Regions from separate parts of the Homo sapiens genome. Here region 1 is linked to region 2. The links are chromatin contacts, found by Hi-C or POLR2A ChIA-PET in ENCODE. All regions are on one chromosome and are shown on one strand. The core of a region is the stretch at or near the end of the contact, and the rest is flanking DNA. Distances in the headings are between cores, read along the strand shown.

Region 1 (5,332 bases), core at 845-3,344, 44 kb after region 2:
GATGCTAAGCCTCTTGGGTCTGCCAGGCAGGTCCACACTGTGCCAGCTCCCTCCCCCCAGGGCTTCTCTAGGGGGAACTATAGTTCCCATTTCCTTGCTGGCCGGGGTTCTTGTCACAGGGATTCTTGAGTTGGAGATGTTGTCTCTGAGAGGGGGCTTGGACCTGGGGTGCAGCTCATGGTGTGTTCAGAGCAGGCGGAAGGCTTGGCCTTGCTCTTGGGAAGCTAGATCTGTTTTTTATTGTGAATTCTTGTTCCCAAGGCACTGCTAAAACCTGTGCCTCATGGCCCAGGGCCACTCGTCTATTTGGAGGCAGTGTCTCTTTGCCTGGACACCGTTTTTTTAGACTAAGGCTGTGCTGGCAGTAGTCTCAGGGGTTGCCCCACGAGCACCTACATCATCTCCCCCAGAGGACCAGGCTCTCCCTCATGCTGCCTGAAGAATCTACCACAGAAGTCCCCACTGGGCTGATGGGGTTCCTGAAGAGGAGGCAGACCCAGCGGGATGGGAAAGAAGTGTCACTCAGGTGGTGCACTGCCCATGGCCACTTGTGCTCGTGAGCTGGGCAGGGCAGCTCCTGAGCCAGAGCTTGCTATTTTTCCAGCCCCTCGCATGGCTAGAAACACACAGCCCCAAGGCCAGGCACGGTGGCTCACGCTGGTAATCCTGGCACTTTGGGAGGCTGAGGTGGGCAGATCACGAGGTCAGGAGATCGAGACCACCCTGGCTAACACGGTGAAACCCCGTCTCTACTAAAAATACAAAAAATTAGCTGGGCGTGGTGGCGGGTGCCTGTAGTCCCAGCTACTCAGGAGGCTGAGGCAGGAGAATGGCGTGAACCTGGAAGGCGGAGCTTGCAGTGAGCCGAGATCGCGCCACTGCACTCCAGCCTGGGCAACAGAGCGAGACTCCGTCTCAAAAAAAAAAAAAGAAAAAACGAAACACACACAGCCCCACCCACTCAGCAACCCAGGCTGGGACTTCCCATGGAGGCAGGGTGGTCAGCCCTGCAGAAAACCAGAGGTCAGGATGGTGCTGCTGCTTGTTACTGAGGCCACCACTCCCAGGAGAAGGAAGGTTCTCAGTGCTGGGAAAGAGGAAAGTATAGAGCTGGGTGCGGGGGGCCCAAGGCTTTCCCCCAGAGCCTTGCCTCTGACCTCTGCAGGAGGTGGCTCTACTGGCCTCTCGATTCCCATCAGAGTGAAGTCCTGGCAGGTGAGGGAAGGACCCAGGTCCTTGTCCTCCCCTGTGAACCTTTCCCTGGCTTTCTTTTCTTTTCATTTTTTTCTTTTTGAGACAGAGTTTCACTCTTGTTGCCCAGGCTGGAGTGCAATGTCGCGATCTTGGCTCACTGCAACCTCTGCCTCCCGGGTTCAAGTGATTTTCCTGCCTCAGCCTCCCGAGTAGCTGGGATTACAGGCATGCATCACCACACCCGGCTAATTTTGTAATTTTAGTAAAGATGGGGTTTTTCCATGTTGGCCAGGCTGGTCTTGAACTCCTGACCTCAAGTGATCCTCCCGCCTCGGACTCCCAAAATGCTGGGATTATAGCCACCAACGCTTGGCTCTCCCTGGCCTTTCAGTGGGGCTCTTTGCTAGCCAGAGCTCTTGGCCTGTCCTCTTAGGGAACAGTGCCCCTTCGTCTACCCTCTTTTTTTTTTTTTTTTTAGATAGGGTCTCGCTCTATCACCCAGGCTAGAGTGCAGTGGCATGATCTGGGCTCATTGCAACCTCTGCCTCCTGGGTTCAAACAACTCTCCCTGCCTCAGCCTCCTGAGTAGCTGGGATTACAAGTGCCCGCTACCGCACCCAACTAATCTTTGTATTTTTTAGTAGAGATGGGGTTTTGCCATGTTGGCCAGGCTGGTCTTGAACTCCTGACCTCAGGTGATCCGCCCGCCTCAGCCTCCCAAACTGCTGGGATTACAGGCATGAGCCACTGCGCCTGGCCCAGGTTCCCTTTTTTTTAAGAGACAGCCCTGGGTAACTGGCCACCACGCCCCGGGCCTGTCTATCCTCTTCTTTTCCCAGAGGTTCCCCAGCCTTCCTAGTCCACCAGGAGGCGGCCAAGAGCCTCTTCCTATCATGACACAACCACTTCCCCTTCCAGGTGCTTGGTGCTGATGGCAACTGCTGCCACCTGCTCTGCTCATGCCAGGCTGGCAGAGGGCACAGATCCTTGAGAGAGTGCAAGGCCCGCCAGGCTCCAGGGTCTGTGCCTGGGCAGACTCTATTCATGGGGCTCCATGCCCCTCCTTTCCCTGACTCAGGCAGAGTAGCCATGGCCCCTTCCACTTTGGGTGGAGCAGGTTGCTACCTGGCAAACCCCTGGGGTGCTGCATGTCACCCAGTCCCTGCAGGTCCTGCAAATTAATATTCTGGAGTCGCCTGTGCTTCCTGTTTGCATGGGAACGAGGCTGCATGGCAGAGCCCTCTGCCTGCCCTGCCACCTGCATACCAATAGGGCTGTGGTTCCCGCTGCAGCTCCGGGCCTAACATCTCTGCTGCTGCAGTGGCAGTGACAGGCTGGTGGGAGATTCCCCTTGCCTGAGCCCATGTGCTCTCTGCAGGGCTCCTGCAAGGGAAGCCAGTACTGCTGGCGACAGTTCCAGCCCTAGGCAGGGTTATCTGCTGGGAGCCAGGAGTGCTTGGACCTCTGCCCTTCCCTGGGCAGGCAGGCTGGAATCTGGCTCCTACAACCCCGGCATTGCCGGGAGCAGCAGGTTGACGGCTGTCCATTGCTTGGCTGAGTGATCAGAGTGCCACGGGCCAAGCCAAGCTTGACTAAGAACAGATAACCCTCCGGCCAGCTCAGGGCCTTGCTGAGCACTTCACGGGCTGGGGAGACCTGAGCTGGCTGCCATTTCCTTGCCACCATCGTGGGCTGTGGCTAGTTACCTCCAGGAAGGCCTTCTGCAGTTTCCAAGGACCCTTTCTCCTGGTGCTGGGGCAGGACATGGGTTGGGAATGAAGATGAGTATGTGTAACCCCACCCTCTGGCCACATCTGGCCACTTCTGCACATGTGGCTCTGGCCTTGTGGCCACAGAGTCGTCAGTATGGCTGGCGGGAAAACCACAGAGGAATGTTCCCAACCATGCCTGGGGGAGAAGAGGCTGGTGGGGACTGCTACATCATGCTGAGCTTTTACCTTCTCCCACCCCACCCTGCCTGCAGGGGGTTCCAGAGGCCATACTCCAGGCATGTGGGTGGCATGGCCTTGGCCTCGGCCTCCAGCAGGCCTTGCTCCTGCCTTGGTGACACCCATTCAGTGCTAGGTTCTCTGGAGAGATCCAGACCCATCTAAACAGGTGTGGGGGCCTCTCTTAGCCCACCCTTTGCCACCTCCTACCTCCCACCTCCCTCTCTTCTCTTTAAAAATTGTTCGGCTGGGTGTGGTCACTCATGCCTGTAATCCCAGCACTTTGGGAGGCCGAGGCGGGTGGATCACCTGAGGTCAGGAGTTCGAGACCAGCCTGACCTACATGGTGAAACCCCGTTTCTACTAAAAATACAAAAATTAGCTAGGCCTGGTGGTGGGCGCCTGTAATCCCAGCTGCTTGGGAGGCTGAGGCAGGAGAATTGCTTGAACCCAGGAGGCGGAGGTTGCAGTGAGACTCCATCTAAAAAAAAGGCCAGGGGCAGTGGCTCATGCCTGTAATCCCAGCCCTTTGGGAGGCCGAGGCGAGCGGATCACCTGAGGTCAAGAGTTTGAGACCAGCCTGGCCAACATGGTGAAACCTTGTGTCTACTAAAAATACAAAAAAATTAGCTGAGCGTGGTGGCGGGTGCCTGTAATCCCAGCTACTTGCGGGGCTGAGGCAGGAAAACTGCTTGAACCCAGGAGGCAGAGGTTGCAGTGAGCCGAGATTGTGCCACTGCACTCCAGCCTGGATGACAAGAGCAAAACTCCATCTCCAAAAAAAAAAAAAACAAAAAAAAACCAAAACTTGTTTTTTGTTTTTTTTTTCCCTCTCTCGCCTCTTAATGCTGGGGGGTGGTCTGGAGAGAGGCCAGCTCATGAAGGCAGAAGATACTGGTAGCCAGAAGGATTTCGGGGTCCTTTTTTCTCAGGCCTGGGCTGGAGTGGGCCACTTTGCCACAGGAGTCTTCCCAGCCCCTCGTGACCTCCCTGGGCTGTAGCGAGGAGAGTGAGGGCTTTCTTTGGAGAAAGAAGTAGAAGAGAAACAGGAATGGGTTGGCCTGCCTCTCTCACTTCCGCCTTCCCAGGCAGTGGTATCCTGCCTTCCCCTTCCTGGCTGGAGACTTTGTGGGGCTTGGGCTGGGCTTGGGGCTCCCTGCTGGTGTGGTGTTTGCCCAGTTGTCCTGGCAACCACAGGGCAGTGGTGAGGAGTGACATGCAGTGACCTGAGAACTGTGTGTAGGTACAAAGAAGTGGAGACCTAGCCCTCCCATAAGCCCATTGGAACTTCGTGCACTCCCTGAGCCACTCGGCCCATTGTCCATGTGGGGACTGGACCCAAGGTCTTGGAACCCAGCAGGCCCTCCACTGCCTTCCCCTCCCCAGCAGCCTTCCTCTCCCCAGCCGGTTCTCCGTAAGACCAGAGTTCTGAGATCTCTGCCGAAGCTCCTGCCCTCCCCCTGCTGTTACCCTTCTTCCTGTCTGATTCCCTTTCCTTTCCTGTCTCCTCCTCCCACCTCCTCCCTGCTGCCTGCCCGCCCATCCTCTTATTCCCCCTCCCCCCAGGCACAGCTGCTGTTTGGCTCACTCTATATATAGCGGCATTTTCAGGGTAATTACAATAAAACTGTTGAAAGGAGATAATCCAGCAAAGGAAGCGAGTCTTGACTCCCAGCCCCCTCCTGTCCCTGGCTTGGTGCAGCCCTGCACCCCCTTTCCCCGAGGCCTCCTGTTCCCACCCCACCCCCATTCCCACAGCCTCTCCCTCCTGCCCAGTCTGCCCCAGATAGGGATGAGGCCCCAGAAGGGGACAGAGGGTAGAGATATCCAGAAGGTCTCCACCAGCCTCTCCTGGGGTTACCAAGGGCACTGTCAGTCCTAGAACCAACCTCTGTGCCTCAGTTTCTCTTCTAGTATGAGGCTTTGCATGGGGCACGGTGTTGAGAAATGGGAGCGGGCACAGTGGTTAAAAGCTTAGGATTTGGACTCATATTCTAGTTATTGGATCACCTAGCTGTGTCTGGTTGCTACTTAAACTTCTCTAAACCTCAGTTTCCTCATCAGTAAAATGGGGTAATAATAGCATCTAAGTCATAGGGTAACTGTGATATTTAAATGAGTCATTGTAAAATGCCCAGAGATGTTGACTATCAATGATAATATTATGTGTTGAAGGCTGGGCAGTGGCT
Region 2 (5,568 bases), core at 2,609-5,108:
ATTCTAACGTGCGAGCTTTGGATCTAGTCTCACCCCTCATCTTGTGATTAGACAGAGGGAAGGGAAGAACATCTGAGGCAGAAGAGCATCCCTCATATTGTAGAAGAGAAAACAGAAGACCAGAGAATAAAGTAACTTGCCCTGATTCACATAGCCAATTGCTGACCCCTGGCCTCCTGCCATCCAGTAACTATGCTATCTCTTACATGGTTCTGGCTCTACATACACAGCCCTTCCCACTGCAAGTATGTTATCATAGAGGTGAATTAAATCAGCTAGATGACACAGCTTCCAGGAAAGAGCCCTTATAATTTAAAGGTATGACAATTAGGCAATTCATTGCTCTGGTTTTTTGTTTCTAAGACAGTTAAGTAGGTTGTTTACACTTCTCATCACTTCTCAGCACCTCACAGGCAAAAACATACACATGTCAACTAAAAGGAGGCTGGTACAGGCTAATCCAAAATGTTCTGAACCTGAGTGTTTACATTTTAAGACCTCGTCTGCCACCTCTGATCATCAACACTTCCCTACCTCATCTTCAAACTCCTCTTCCACAGCAAACAGCTTCTGCAAACTGCACGCCTGAAAAGAAAAAAAACCAACTGGGGTTGAGAAATACCATTTGCAAGCACATTCTGTCCTCACTCTGCTTCTTCCCAGCACTAACAATACCATCAGGTATATTGTTTTTTGTTTGTTTTTGCTACGGCTGGGAAAGGACTAAGGAATGAGAAGAAATGGGATTTCGTTAAAGACTTAAACAATCTAGGGCCGGGCGTGGTGACTCATGCCTGTAATCCCAGCACTTTGGGAGGCCGAGGCAGGTGGATCTCCTGAGGTCAGGAGTTCGAGACCAACCTGGCCAACATGGAGAAACCTTGTCTCTACTAAAAATACAAAAGTTAGCTGGGCATGGTGGCTCATGCCTGTAATCCCAGCTACTCGGGAGGCTGAGGCAGGAGAATCGCTTGAACCCAGGAGGCAGAGGTTGCACTCCAGCCTGGGCGACAGAGTGAGTCTGTATCAAAAAAAAAAAAAAAAAAGACCCAAGTATTCTAAAAAACTTACTTAGCTGTGTGCAGTGGCTCATTCCTGCAGTCCCAGCTACTTGGGAGGCTGAGGTGGGTGGATCCCTAGAGCCCAGGAGTTTGAGGCTAGGCTGGGCAACATAGTGAGACCCGCCTCTTAGAAAAAGATTAAAACACTTTCTGCCAGGCACGGTGGCTCATGCCTATAATCCCAACACTTTGGGAGGCCAAAGCTGGTGAATCACCTGAGGTCAGGAGTTCAAGACCAGCCTGACCAACACAGTGAAACCCCATCTCTACTTAAAATACAAAATTTGGTCGGGCGTGGTGGCTCACACCTATAATCTCAGAACTTTGGGAGGTTGAGGTGGGGGCGGATCACAAGGTCAGGCGTTCGAGACCAGCCTGGCCAACATATTGAAACCCTGTCTCTACTAAAAATACAAAAAATTAGCTGGGCGTGGTGGTGGGCATCTGTAATCCCAGCTACTCAGGAGGCTGAGGCAGGAGAATCGCTTGAACTGGGAGGCAGAGGTTGCAGTGAGCCGAGATCGCACCACTGCACACCAGCCTGGGCGACAGGGCAAGACTCTGTCTTTAAAAAAAAAAAAATTAGCCGGGCCTAGTGGAGCATGCCTGTGATCTCAGCTACTTGGAAGGCTAAGGCAGGAGAATTGCTTGAACCCGGGAGGTAGAGGTTGCAGTGAGCCAAGATTGCACCACTGAACTCCAGCCTGGGCGACAGAGCAAGACTCTGTCTTAAAAAAAAAAAAGGAAAGAAAGATTAAAAAACTTTCTTGTAACATAATCCACTCAGAACCATCTGCACTAATCCTGGAAGGGAAGAAAGGGGGCAAAGGGAAGGCTGCCTAGGGGAGCAAGGGCAGTTCTCCAGGACTGTGCACATGGGCGTAAACATTTTGTTTTTGTCTTTTGTTTTGAGACAGGGTCTTGCCCTATTGCCCAGACTGGAGTGCAGTGGCAAGATCATAGCTCACTGCAGCCTCAATCTCCTAGGCTCAAGTGACCCTCCCACCTCAACCTCCTGAGTAACTGGGACTACAGGTGTGCACCACCGTGCTCAGCTAATTTTCTTTTTTTTTTTTTCTTCCTGAGACGGAGTCTTGCTCTGTTGCCCAGGCTGAAGTCCAGCGGCACGATTTTGGCTCACTGCAACCTCCACCTTCCAGGTTCAAGCAATTCTCCTGCCTTAGCCTCCCAAGTAGCTGGGATTACAGGCCAAGCCACAATGCCTGGCTATTTTTTTTTGTATTTTTAGTTGAGACAGGGTTTCACCATGTTAGCCAGGCTGGTCTTGAACTCCTGACCTTGTGATCTGCCCACCTCAGCCTCCCAAAGTGCTGGGATTACAGGCGTGAGCCACTGCGCCCAGGCTAATTTTTAAATTTTTATAGATACGGGGCCTCACTACATTGCCCAGGCCAGTCTTGAACTCCTGGGCTCAAGTGATCCTCCCACTGTGGCCTCCAAAGTGCTGGGATTATAGGTGTCAGCCACAGGCTGGGCATGGTGGCTCACTCCTGTAATCCCAGCACTTTGTGACGCCAAGGCGGGTGGACCACCTGAGGCCAGGAGTTCAAGAACAGCCTGGCCAACAAAGTGAAACCTCGTCTCTACTAAAAATAGAAATAAGTTAGCTGGGGTGGTGGTGCCCGCCTGTAATCCCAGCTTGTTGGGAGTCTAAGGCAGGAGAATTGCTTGAACCTGGGAAGTGGAGGTTGCAGTGAGCGGAGATCGCACCACTGCACTTCAGCCTGGGCCACAGAGTGAGACTCTGTCTCAAAAAAACAAACAAACAAAAACAGGTGTCAGCCACGGCCCCTGGCTTGGGCCTAAGGATTTTGCAATATCCCAAAGGTTTCGCCTGACCAATCTTATGTCAAACATAAGAGAAACTACCATAAATCCAAACATGTCTGCACAGTGGCATTGTTTCTGCAAATGAAGCCAGTAGTTTCCCTACCTAATCCAAGGCCCAAAAACTAGGGTCCCAGGAGAGTAGGATGCCCCAGTCCACGGTTCCTTCTTTCTAGCCAGCAGGGCTGCTGTAGCCAGTTCCTGATGAGTGTCAAACCCAGATCAGAGGTGGTGCCTAACCCCAGATGCCAGAGCCGCAGGAGCTACAGCTGGCGATACAGTTCCCAAGACTCTAAGGGTCAGAGTGAAAGGGGTGGGCGGGAGACGACGGTTGCAGTGAGCAGAGATCACGCCACTGCACTCCAGCCTGGGCGACAGAACGAGACTTCGTCCAAAAAAAAAAAAAAAAAAAGTAGAAAGTGTGGGGCGGGGAGGGGAAAGGGATGGACCCAAGCGGTAGTGACGTCTGAGCGCACTGGAAAGGGGGGTTTCCCAGGAGGGTAGGAAGGCAACAGGAGGGAAACTGAGGCCCGGGGGAGGAGAATGCTTTCTCAGGGTCTCCGGCGCGTCCATGACAAGCCCTGACGACAGCCCAGGTCTCCCGACTCCGCCGAACCCCCACCCAGACCCCGGTCCTGCAACTTGCGCGGGCGAGGGGCTGGAACCCCATGAGCAGTTCCGGAGGCCAGGGGGCCCTGCGGCCCGCCAGCCCCCAAGCTGGGCGCGGCATTACCATAGCGACGGCGGGTGGGCCTCGGCGGGGAGGTTGGCCCGGCACCCCGAGTCCGGGGAGTCGCCGGGGCCTTGGACACGACCCAGGTGGAAGTCTCGGACTCCGAGGGACAGTGCTTCCGGGCTGGGGTCAGAGGGATGAGTCTCTGCGATATAGGGAAAGTCGCCAGGAGACTGGCGGCAGGCGCCTTAGGCCGCATTCGAAGACGCCGCCACTGGGGCGTCTCCGCCTTCTTAAAGGGGCAGGCATATTTCTTTCCCGCCGACACAAAGGGCCTTCTCACTGTAGTCTTCCGCTCTGGTCTTAAAGGGGAAACGGATGGGCTCTCGGTCGCCCCCAAGCGGCTCCTCTTCCCAGTCGGCTGGTTCAGCACTGGTTCAGGTGAGATCAAGCATCTTGGCCCCACGATGCCTAATCCTGCCCCCGCCCCTTTCTTTTCCGTTCTTTTTTTTTTTTCTTTTTTAAACCGAATCTCGCTCTGTCGCCCAGGCTGGAGTGCAGTGGCGCGATCTCGGCTCACTGCAACCTCCGCCTCCCGGGTTCAAGCGATTCTCCTGCCTCAGCCTTCGAAGTAGCTGGGATTACAGGCGTAAGCCATGGCGCCCGGCCTCCCTGCTTGACTTAATACTGCTTCAGAGCAAGACTGTGGCTTTTCACCTTTGTGAACCAGCATGTGGCACATTGAAGACACTCAGAAAATGAGTTTGTTTTTGTTTTGAGACTTACTTTACTCCCTTACCCAGCCCGGAGTGCAGCGGCACAGTCATGGCTCACTGCATCCTCCACCTCTTGGGCCCAAGCAGTCCTCCCACCTCAGCCTCCTGAGTAGCTGGGATCACAGGCACACACCACCAAACCCAGTTAACTTTTTTTTTTTTTGACACGGAGTCTCACATTGTTGCCCAGGCTGGAGTGCAGTGGCACGATCTTGGCTCACTGCAACCTCTGCCTCTCAGGTTCAAGCGATTCTCCTGCTTCAGCCTACCAAGTAGCTGGGATTACAAGTGCCCGCCACCACGCCCGGCTAATTTTTTTTTTTTTTTTTTTTTTTTGAGACAGTCTCGCTCTGCAGGACAGGCTGCAGTGCAGTGGCATGATCTCGGCTCACTGCAACCTCTTCCTCCTAGGCTCAAGCAATTCTCCTGCCTCAGCCTCCCGAGTAGCTGGGATAACAGGCATGTGCCATCATGCCTGGCTAATTTTTGTATTTTTAGTAGAGACAGGGTTTCACCATGTTGGCCAGGCTGGTCTCGAACTCCTGACCTCAGGTAATCTGCCCGCCTCTGCCTCCCAAAGTGCTGGGATTACAGACGTGAGCCACTGCGCCCAGCCACGCCCAGCTAATTTTTTGTATTTTTAGTAGAGACAGGGTTTCACCATGTTGGCCAGGATGGTCTCGAACTCCTGACCTCAGGTAATCTGCCCGCCTCTGCCTCCCAAAGTGCTGGGATTACAGACGTGAACCACTGCGCCCAGCCACGCCCAGCTAACTTTTTGTATTTTTAGTAGAGACAGGGTTTCACTATGTTGCCCAGGCTGGTCTTGAACACCTGACCTCGTGATCCACCCGCATTGGCCTCCCGAAGTGCTGGGATTATAAACGTGAGCCACTGTGCCTGGCCTAAGCCCAGCTAATTTTTTTATGTTTATTTGTTGTAGAGATGAAGGCTCCCTATGTTGCCCAGGCTGAACAAGTGTTTGTTGAATGACTTGATGCCATTTGTCAGGAGGGAGTGCGAATGGCTGGGCAACTCAATGCTCACTTCCGCGGTGGCTCTTGCCTGTAATCTCAGCACTTTGGGAGGCAGAGGCGGGCGGATCACAAGGGCAGGAGATCGAGACCATCCTGGCTAACATGGTGAAACCCCGTCTCTACTAAAAATACAAAAAAATTAGCCGGGTGTGGTGGCGGGCGCCTGTAGTCCC

The links. A loop is a pair of places that touch in the nucleus more often than their neighbours do. ChIA-PET counts read pairs that join two places held with the same protein, here RNA polymerase II (POLR2A). Pooled maps may share reads with other maps.
Region 1: a map of endothelial cell of umbilical vein shows a loop between it and region 2 (7-fold over the local background). The contact joins the enhancer-like site here to the promoter of HROB in region 2. A Hi-C loop is called at or near these places in 3 of 168 maps with a recorded cell type or tissue (ascending aorta, endothelial cell of umbilical vein and transverse colon), 3 of 37 single-sample maps with no recorded cell type and 16 of 50 pooled maps. POLR2A ChIA-PET finds 5 or more read pairs at or near these places in 22 of 52 experiments (A549, A673, AG04449 and 18 more).

Annotation. Positions count from the first base shown.
Region 1 is chr17:44,095,078-44,100,409 of GRCh38, reverse strand. The region is part of intron 3 of HDAC5 (histone deacetylase 5); the gene reads left to right. Among named protein-coding and RNA genes, the nearest start is that of HDAC5, 26 kb to the left of the region's middle. RefSeq lists a silencer at 1,336-1,547 and enhancers at 1,895-2,189, 4,290-5,050. Within about 2 kb of position 2,094, at least 16 of the 41 ENCODE cell types and tissues checked have a DNase peak (open chromatin) inside an H3K27ac peak, as active enhancers do; they include ascending aorta, where a contact is called at or near this core.
Region 2 is chr17:44,140,220-44,145,787 of GRCh38, reverse strand. It overlaps HROB (homologous recombination factor with OB-fold), which reads right to left and starts at 3,858. Exons shown (of 10, transcript NM_001171251.3): 1 at 3,643-3,858; 2 at 535-585. The coding sequence starts at 3,645. RefSeq lists silencers at 3,033-3,327, 3,574-3,633 and an enhancer at 3,934-4,103.